Regions from separate parts of the Homo sapiens genome. Here region 1 is linked to region 2. Evidence: chromatin contacts called from ENCODE Hi-C or POLR2A ChIA-PET data. All regions are on one chromosome and are shown on one strand. The core of a region is the stretch at or near the end of the contact, and the rest is flanking DNA. Distances in the headings are between cores, read along the strand shown.

Region 1 (4,923 bases), core at 48-2,547, 340 kb before region 2:
CCACTAGCTGTATGGTTCTCATTATTTCAGTAGTTTTTTATGGTTTGGAGTTTTTTTAATTATTATTTTGAGATGGAGTCTCATTCTGTCACACAGGCTGGAGTGCGGTGGCACGATCTTGGCTCACTGCAACCTCCGCTTCCTGTGTTCAAGCGATTCTCCTACCCCAGCTTCCTGAGTTGCTGGGATTACAGGCATGGGCCACCACGCCTGGCTAATTTTTTTTTATGTACTTGTAGTAGAGATGGGGTTTCACCATGTTGGCCAGGCTGGTCTCAAACTCCTGACCTCAAGTGATCCACCCACCTTGGCCTCCCAAAGTGCTGGGATTACAGGCGTGAGCCACTGTGCCTGGCCTGGTTTGACTTTTTATTATATGTTTGTGTGTATTTTTCAAAGGCTATATTGTGGTAGTTCTTATCATTTATAGTGAACTCTCCTGTCTTAACATCATGAGGCATTTCTGCTTCTGTGCCAGAGGTTTTGTGCCTGCTATCTTGAAACTGCCAATTAAAACCTAGTGAATACCCCTCTCCCCTTACTTTACTGGACTGCATGCTGCTTCTCCATAGGCGAATACCCTAGCTCATGTCACCAGATTACTTTTTTAAAAAACAATTTTATCAAGGCATAATTTATATACCGTCAACTTTACGTATACAGCTTGATGATACCAAATTACTTTTCCTAGCAAGCCCTCTTCAGTGCTGTCTGTGGTGTGTAAGTCATCTTGCCCTTTCTCTTTGTGTTCCAAAAATTGCTTATGGTGGGTTGTGTGGATGTTGATTGTGGCTGCTGTGTGGTTACTTACAAGTGCCCTGTCTGTTGGTTATTTTTCAGCTATTCATTCTGAATATCATAGTACTTCATTAGGCATGAGGTTTTCTACATTTAGGGCCTAAGGTCAAGGTAGTGGGGCAGTGTCATTTTCTTGAAGAATTGACTCTCTTTTGCCCTACTATTGACTGAGTTCGTGCTTTTATCCCACCTCATGAGAATTATACCCTAACTCCAGGAGTTACCAAATCTCTTTTTGAGTGGTATTACATTCCCCACCTCCCTCATGAAGTACAAAATACATTATGCAAATTTTAGGCCTTGTGCCTCTTGAAAAACCTATTGTAACTACTACTCCCTTTCAATCTGAAAATTAATCATGATAATAAAGCTTGATGTATCTCCAGGCCCCTGACGTTGATTAGAGTAATACCAGTGGTATCTCTAAGTCAGAAGTGTGCTGTGTCTCTGAAGGTGCATATAAATGCCTTCACCATGTAAGAGTGAGGCATGGTCCATTGAGGAGCATTCATTCTTACCAGCTGGGGCACCGTACTCATGACTCAGTGGTGAGCAATGGGGCTAGATGGTATGCCATACCTGGAGCACTGCTGATCTTGAGAGGAGGAAAAAGAGTAGTCAGAGTTGGAAGAGCTAGAAAGGCTTTGGAGAGGACAGACTTCAGCTAGTCTTTGAATTGTGCAGCGTGTGGATAAGATAGAGAGGTGAAATTCGGGCCTGGGGTAAAAAGGATTGTTTAAGAAGAGTGACATCATTGTGGGAAACAAATGAGGCGGCCAGCTGAAGATGAACTTTGGATATCTGTGAGGCCCTGAGGAATCTAGCCTGATTAAAGCAGAGGATTCCTAGTGATTCTTAGAGCAAGTAGGAAGGGGAGTTTTATCAAAATCACCCGAGAAACTGTCAAACTACAAACACCTAACAAGAAACATTTCTAAGTAAAGGAGTAAAATGTTAAAAGCAGTGTTTTAGGTGACTGTAGGCAAGATACAGATGTTAGAGCAGGAAAACAGGAGCTTAGAGTCAGTTTGCTTGTCTAGAGCCTGGTCTGACAGAGGGCTTAGTAAAGCAGTATTTTTTACTTCCTCTTTTTATGAGGTTCCAGAAGTTTCTCTAGGTCTTAGAACCTTTCCTGGGAAGGGGCAGGGCTCAGAGACATAGGGCTTTGAAGAGCCTGCATAGGACTTTAGAAAGTTGTTTCTCTTGATGTTTCCTTAGGGAAAAGGTTTTGAGAAAACATACCCCAAAACTGCCCTCAATCCCAGTTTCAGGATTTCAATTAAATAGGGCCTTTGGTCCAAAGCTGTGGAACTTGGGAGAATATATAATTACATATTTCTTAAAATGAGCTTTGCTATTGGTTTCGCAGATTGCTAGTTTTTTTTTTTTAATAGCATTCTGAAATTCTAATATGACTGTATGATGGCCGATGGTTCTTATTTTGTTTTTTCTACCAAAGCACTTCTTGCTGTTACCTGAGTGTGGCATGCATAATTCTAAAGTCAGGGATAATATTTGTTATTTTTTCATATGCAGCATCAAACTGCAACAAATGATTGAATTGTCCTTTAAATTAAAAAAAATCAATAAATGCACATGGTACAAAACTCCTGGGGTCCTCCTGGATATATAGCAAACACTGAGTGAACCCTCTCCCTTGTATTCTCAGCTAACTAGTTTATCTCTGGTTCTTGTGGATCCTTCCAGAGTTATTCTCAAGCACTTATTTTTAAAAGTTGATTGTTTAGATTTGGAAGGACCTTGGAGGTCTTTTGTTAACCAGTAGACTTTCTTGAGGTACTAGAAAAAAGTGGGTCACAGTTGAGGAATAGATGTAAATGAATGATGGGGGGAGGAAAACCCTCCGAAACTCCTTAAAATATCACCTTCTGCGGTTAAAGCCTTTATGAAACCTGTTTCCCAAAGGCCTCTTTCCTAAATTCCAAGTCAATTTTTCTAACCTATTTTTTCTTATTCTGAAGTCTTTTTTCTAATATCTTTCAGTACTGTTCTCCTCTTGAGAGTCTTGGTTATAAAATTTAATTAAAGAGAGGCAGTAGTTAAATACTGTTAAATTTATTTTAATAAGAGGAAAGGAAATAAAGACCAAGGCAGAAATGAATGTGCTACTTTAGTATTCTTACTACATTGACAGAATTTATATTTAATTTTGTGATTGAATCTTTTTTGCATTAATTCCTATGATTTATGATTTGTAGGGAATTCATGTTTTCATGGAAACATGTCTAACTTTATTATGGAAATCAATGTGAAAATAGAAAATTAGCTGTATAAGTTTGCTTTATTTGGTGAGTTTTCAGGAAAGCATTTATTAATACGGTCATACTACTGTTAACTTTTTTTTCCCCTCTACTACTTAACAACATTGGCTCATGCTTGACTTCATTATTTACTTTGTTCATTTTTTAAGTCTATCTGGTTCTTGTTTTTCAAGTCACTTTCCTGCAGTATTTCAGCTTTTGTATGTACATATCTAGCATGATTCAGCTTTCATATTTTTCCTTTTTACTTATACATTGTTCACCTTGGCAGTGATGAGGGCAAGTCAGTATTTTTTTCCCCCAAGATTGGGTTAAATGGTGTTTCCTTAAAATCATAGACAATTAGAATTAGAAGAGACCTGAGTCCATCAGGCTCAGGGATGAAATGACTAGGTTTCAACCTTTGCCAAGTCTCATCTACTGGTAGTAGCTGCCTAAGGACTGAGGGAGGATCTGTGCTCAGTGAAAAAAAGGCTGTTTGATTTGCCGTGTTTGTCATGGACGTGGAAGAGCCACCTGTCAGAACCAGGACTATATTTTAGCTATTCTTCATCTAGCCCAGGAAACTAAGAAGAGATTAAAGTCAGAACCCCTAAGTCCATAGATCCGCTCACCCTCAGTCTGATGCTGGGAGCTAACTAAGTGCTAGACTTTTTCTCCTGAAGAATTTTGGTTCCAGCCAGGCACAGTGGCTCACATGTGTAATTCCGTACTTTGGGAGGCTGAGGTGGGAACATCGCTTGAGCTCAGGATTTTAGACCAGCCTGGGCAACATAGTGAGACCTCATCTCTACAAAAAATTTAAAAATTAGCTGGGCATGGTTGGCACACACTTGTTGTCCCAGCTACTCAGTAAGCTGAGGTGGGAGAATCGCTTGAGCCCAGAAGGTCGAGGCTGCAGTGAGCTGTCATCACTCCAGCCTGGGTGATAGTGGGAGACTCTGTCTCAAAAAATAAAACAAGGAAAGAATTTTGGTTTCCTCTGGGTTTTGTTTGTTTTTCCTCCTCTGGTGATAATTGAATCCTATTAATTACATAGGTTTGTCACAGTTTGTTATAGAGCTTGGAGAAGGACTTCGGAGTAATCAATCAAGGAGTCAGAAGGTACAGAAAATTCTCCTTATTCTAGCAAAGAAAGGGAGCTTCAGTTATATAATCTAGCTAAAATTAAAAACTTTTAAAAATCTATTTTTAAGACTGAAGATTTTTCCATTAAAATTTAAAAGTACACTACTGACTGAGCGCAGTGGCTCACACCTGTTATCCCAGCACTTTGGGAGGCAGAGGCAGATGGATTACTTGAGCCCAGGAGTTTGAGACCAGCCTGGGCAACATGGTAAAACCCCATTTCTACCAAAAAAAAAAAAAATACAAAAATAAAAATTAGCCAGACATAGTGGCACGCACCTATTGTCCCAGCTACTTGAGAGGCTGAAGTGGGAGGATTGCTTGAGCCCGGGAGTTTGAGGCTGCCATGAGCCATGTTCATGCCACTACACTTTAGCCTGGGTAACAGGCTCAAAACAAAACAAAACAAAACAAAACAAAAAACAAATCTAGTTTGAAGCCCAGGAAATTTGGAAGGATTGAAACTGAGGAAAAATAATACCTTTTGTTCACTGCGTAACATTCAACTTGCTCTCAGCATGATTTCTTTTAGACCTGGCCTAGTTTATTTTAGGTTTTATGTGTTCTTCAATGCTTACTAACTTGGTGGATTAAGAAAATTCTTGCAAGAGGAAAAATGAGTCATGGTGATACTTCCCTTTGGGGGAGAGAAAGAAAACTCTCAGATTAATCTCACCATTATGCACTTGGCATGGATTCAGCATTTTGATTGATG
Region 2 (5,206 bases), core at 1,506-4,005:
GATCCACCCGCCTTGGCCTCCCAAAGTGCTGGGATTACAGGCGTGAGCCACCCTGTCGGTCCGAGACCCTGTCTCTTAAAAATAAAGATGAATAAAGAAAAGAATGGCTGAGTGCGGTGGCTCACACCTGTAATCCCAGTACTTTTGGAGGCTCAGGCGGGCAGATCACTTGAGGTCAGGAGTTCGAGACCAGCCTGGCCAACATGGTGAAGCCTACTAAAAATACAAAAATTACTTGGGTGTGGTGGCACATGCCTATAGTCCCAGCTACTTGGGAGGCTGAGGCAGGAGAAACACTTGAACCTGGGAGGTGGAGGTTGCAGTAAGCCAAGACTGTGCCATTGTACTCCAGCCTGGGTGACAGAGGGAGACTCCGTGTCAAAAAAAAAAAAAAAAGAAAAGAAAAGTAGAGAAATGAGAGAACCTGGCTGGGAGATCAGGAGACATGTCAAAGGGGAAGAGGTCAATACAGTGATAAGAACCTTCAAGAAGCAAAGGCTTTATGCGGGGTAGAAGAGAAGTGGTCTGGAAGCTGCAGGGGAATCAAGAGGGACACAACCACATGACTTCTGGTCTTTCCAGCTCACAAATTCTGACATATGCAGGTAGGGATAGACCCTTCCACTGTGGGTCTAAAATCTGGCCCTAGCTTTTGAGGGCACCACACTCTTGGCAGGACAAAAAAAAGTTTCTTCTTTTGGATTGACTACATTTGCCCCCTGAGGTTCCCTTTGAAAAGCTGCATCTCTGCTCTCTGTCTTAAGGCAACTTACAAATTCACAGAAAACCTGAAAATATCCAGGCATGCAGCCTGCACTATTGAATAAGTGAGTTTCTGGAGAACGCCCTCTGCATGAAGCTCAAAACGGGTTTGGCGAAAATAATCTGAAGTGAGCCTGAGCTGGCACTCTGATTGCCTGGGGGGAATCCGGGTCCCAACACTTAGCAGGGGACCTTCGGTAAGTCCTTTAATTCTTTGTGCCTCAGTTTCCTCATCTGTCAAATGGAGAAATTAGATGACCTATGAATACTTTTCACCATGTTGGCCAGGCTGGTCTCAAACTGGGAGAAGGATTTCTGGGAAAACTTTTGCTTTGCTTTCTTGATAGGGAGCAAAGAGAGATTGGTGTCCATATTCCCCCTTCTTCCTGCCTTGGATACAGAAGTGATGTTTGGAGCTGTGGCAATCATATTATAATCATGGGGCAAATGCCACTGCTCTAAGGTGTGGAGAAGAAAGGCAGAAGGAGCCTGGGTCCCTTGGTGGGGGGTGCATGGTGCAGCTGAACAACAGCAGGTGATCATCCACCTTTGCTCTTGTTATGTAAGAAAAGTAACTCTCAATTTGCATAACTACATTATTTGGGGTTTACAGTTAGTGATTGCTGGACAGGATTTCTAAGCTTAGAGTGCCTCCTATTTAAAGAAGACCCCTAGGAAAGCACAGCACACGCTAGATCCAGGTCATCCACTTCTCTTAAGTGATCTTCAGAGATCAAAAGGTAAAGGCCCTAGCACGAACCCCATTTTTCCATTCCACATAGAATGTAAAGGGTGGCATCGATTAGGAATGGCAGGAGAACAACGTCAAGGTGTGCAGGAGGGCACCGTGGGAGGTGCTCAGCAAAGGGGAGATGCCACCCTCAGAGCTCAAAAGTGAGCAGATACAACCACTTCCCCAAGCCTGGCCCCCAGCCCAAGCTCTGCTGAGGAGGAGCCCTCTGACAAAGTAAAGGAACGCTGTTTTGGCCAAGAGCCGCTGAACCTGGCTATTTAATCGCTCACTCATAAAAATCACAGAGCCAGTTCTGAATTACGGTGGTGGTGGTGAAGAATGCAAGTTTAAGATCGCTATGGCTTTTTTATGCCAATCCACCACATCGATCCAAAAGCTTTTTAAACAGCCTTAAACGAACTGAACGGTTGAATTTAGTGAGCTCCTCCGTTTCCCTTCTCTCTCCGTCATCCAGCTCCCCGCCCCAAGGATAGGGGAGAGGTTGGAAAAATGAGCTTTGAAATTGCAGTCTCATAAAAGCAAAACTGAGAAAAGATACAACAGTGATGGAGAAAGCCAGACGGGCATTAAAAAACAAAACAGGAGTCTCTCCTAGGCCGCGCCTACACGGGCTCGCCGCGCTCGCTCGTCACCACCGACACCCCACCCCCTGCCCTCCGCATGGGAGGGGCAAGAACGCGATCCGTTCGCAGCTTCCAGGCAGGTGATGAGGATAGCTAGTCCCGCGGTCCTCCGCTAGCTGGCGGCGGGGGTCGGCCAGGTGCCCGGACCCTCCGAGGGCCCCACCGCCGCGCGTCCCGGGGATCGGGACCGCTACCCGCGCCTCACCTGCGCGCCCGGGCCCCAGGGCCCTGCTCCCGGGCGGTGGCGCGGGCCTGGCTCCCGTCGCAGCCACGACCGCCCCCACCGCCCCCGCCGTCCCCGCCCGGGAAGTGGCGAGCCGGTCCGGCTTGCCCCGCCCGCCTCCCGGCCCGCACTCACGCTCCACATCGTGCAGCTTGGCTCGCTCCTCCTCCAGCTTGCCCTTGAGGCTCTCGGCCTCGCTCTTCAGCGACGCCAGCGTCTCGTTCTCGTGCAGCCCCTCGGTTGCCATCTTCGCGCGGGGACGCAGCGGAGAGGGAAGCGGAGAGCGGGAATGCGCTGAGCCGCGGCGGGCGCCGCTCCAGCAGCCGTCCCCGGCCCCGAGCACCGCCCCGCGGCCCCGCCCTCCGCGATGACGCCAGCAGCTGCGGGCCCGGCTGCTGCGCCTGAGCCCCAAGACCCCGCACCTGGGCGCGCGCTCTGGCGCAGTGCCTGGTGCGATGTCCGCGTCAGCCTCTCTCCTCCGGGAGAGGCAGGGAGTGTGACGCCCATTTTACCAGCGGGCAAACTGTGGCTTAGGGATGCTGGGTGATTTGCCCGAGGACGCACACAGAGGGAAGGGCCAAGCCGGGATTCCAACTCGGGACTCCCCGCTTCTGGGGAGACCGGTGAGGCCCCCGCGACATGGCCCTCCCATCCCCAAGCCTCTCGTGCAGATCTCCGCTCTGTGGGACTTGATTGCGGGCTGCGGGCCCGTGGCTCCTGCAGGCAGAGAGAGGACGGGAGAGGAGACGGCTACGAGGCTTGGCCGCAGGTAGCTACGGTGCTCCCCCAACAAGGAACCGGAAACCCTCTTCGTTTGTTGATCTAAATATACAAAAATAAAACTAGTTGCTGGGTTCTCAGACGGAGTCTCTGCGGCATTAGGAGGCCCACCCTTATTTTCTCTTTTCTTCACGCAGGAATCAGGTCCCTGGCCTGGGGGCGGCAAAAGGAGATGGCGGTGGGTCAAGTGGGCGCGCAGGCTCAGACCTGGGGCTTCTGAGCCCACGCCCAGGCATCTCGGACCTCTCACTTCTGAGGCCACCTCCTGCCCTTTAGAATGAAGGGCTGGCACAGTTCTGCCAGGATGCACGTTTAGCGACTTCTGTCAGACTGAAGCATCCCCTCTCCGCAAGCGCCTGAAGTGTGAGAGGCACTGTTCTAAGTGCTTTAATTTGCACTTGTTTAATCCTCACAGGAGTCAACTTGAATGGGCACACTTATTCCCACTTTACAGAAGAGGAAACTGGGGCACAGAAAGACTGAGTAATTGCTCAGGGGGCATGCTCCAAGAAAGAGGGAGAGACAGGATTTGGACCCAGACAGGCTGGCTCCCTAGTGCTCTGGACTTTGGTGTGGATGATCCAACTCAAGCCTTCTCCTTTTTCCCTCCTATGTGATCTTGCATGCGTTTGTGCAGAGAATGAGAAGGCAGATCAAAGTTACAGATGCTGCGAGAACATCGCCAAGCAGAATCTTGGGTGCTGTCCCCACCTCTCTGTACCTGCTCCCTCCCAGAGAAGCCAGCCTCCACTTGCTGTCCCGGGCCTTCTCTATCTGAGAAAAGTTGAAGGTACTCGATGTTAATCTGTACATAGTTGTTTTGCAGGTTAGAGTCTGGGATCCTCCGTTTCCTTATCTGGAAAAGCTTCTTCATAGGATCTGCTTCATAGGATTGTTATGAGAATTAAGTAAGATGGTGTGGGCCGGGTGCGGTGGTTCACACCTGTAATCCCAACACTTCGGGAGGCCAAGGTGGGTGTATCACCTGAGGTCAGGAGTTCGAAACCAGCCTGGCCAACATGATGAAACCCTCTCTCTACTAAAAATACAAAAATTAGTCGGGCGTGGTGGTACGTGCCTGTAACCTCAGCTACTCAGGAGGCTGAGGCACGAGAATCGCTTGAACCCTGGAATCAGAGGTTGCAGTGAGCCGAGATCGTGCCACTGCACTCCAGCCTGGGCAACAGAGCAAGACTCAAAAAAAACAAAAACAAAAACAAAAACAAAACAAAAAAAGGTAAGATAGTGTGGGTGAAGACTTTAGCAGACTTCTCCGTACATAGCAGATGCTTATTCACTGCTAGTTCTCTTTTCCGTTCCCATCCGTATAATAATAGGTTTACTTGTCGCTGTTCCTTAGTATTTAGATATTTAGCATAGTACTTGCATATGGTAGGTGCTCAGTTAATGCTAGTTTATTAAATGGATGTATAAAAAATATATAAAATATATAAATCTGTATAAACTATGTTAAAAATATAAACATATAACAAACATGTTTATAAATGAATAAATATATAAATACAATTATTAAGTATAAGATAAGAATATATAAAAGCAAAAATATTACACCTGTTTGAGAGTTTGTAAAGCAAAAGGTTAAGAGCACAGGCTCTATCTAGATCTGACTGCCTGGGGGCAAATCCTGGCTCTGCTCTGTGGCCTGAGGGATTTACTTGTGGTGCCTCAGGCTCCTCATCTGTGAATGGGGGACAACACCTCCTTCAGACTCTGTATGGCATTCGGAGAGAGCAGTGCGTGGCACACAGTATGCATCTGTTATTATTACTGAGGCTGCCTGATACGCTTGAGCAGTTCACATGAGGTAATTTAAATGAGACACTGGGTCATGGGGGATTCTTCTCACAAGGGCCATCTCAGGGGGCCCAGGCAAGGCAGCCTCATCTCATCACCTCCTTAGGCTGGCTCTGTTTGGACCGTTGCAGGATGTGTGTGTGGTTCAAGGTCCTCCTGGCTGTGAAGACCTGAGGCACGTGGTACTTCTCACTGGTGTGTGCCCTCTTCTGGGGGTTCTTTGTGTAAAATAAACCTCGAACAGCCTCC

What was found. Hi-C counts contacts between places; a loop is a spot of excess contacts on that map. ChIA-PET counts read pairs that join two places held with the same protein, here RNA polymerase II (POLR2A). Pooled maps may share reads with other maps.
Region 1: a pooled map shows a loop between it and region 2 (2.1-fold over the local background). The contact joins the enhancer-like site here to the promoter of CERNA1 in region 2. A Hi-C loop is called at or near these places in 4 of 50 pooled maps. POLR2A ChIA-PET finds 5 or more read pairs at or near these places in 2 of 52 experiments (MCF 10A and activated T-cell).

Annotation. Positions count from the first base shown.
Region 1 is chr15:51,841,719-51,846,641 of GRCh38, forward strand. The region is part of intron 1 of TMOD3 (tropomodulin 3); the gene reads left to right. Among named protein-coding and RNA genes, the nearest start is that of TMOD3, 15 kb to the left of the region's middle. Within about 2 kb of position 1,298, at least 6 of the 41 ENCODE cell types and tissues checked have a DNase peak (open chromatin) inside an H3K27ac peak, as active enhancers do.
Region 2 is chr15:52,177,271-52,182,476 of GRCh38, forward strand. CERNA1 (competing endogenous lncRNA 1 for miR-4707-5p and miR-4767) reads left to right here and starts at 2,756. Exons shown (of 3, transcript NR_102751.1): 1 at 2,756-3,131; 2 at 3,780-3,932. GNB5 (G protein subunit beta 5) reads right to left here. Exons shown (of 13, transcript NM_016194.4): 3 at 2,498-2,609. RefSeq lists a silencer at 2,167-2,826 and enhancers at 2,872-3,373, 3,197-3,286.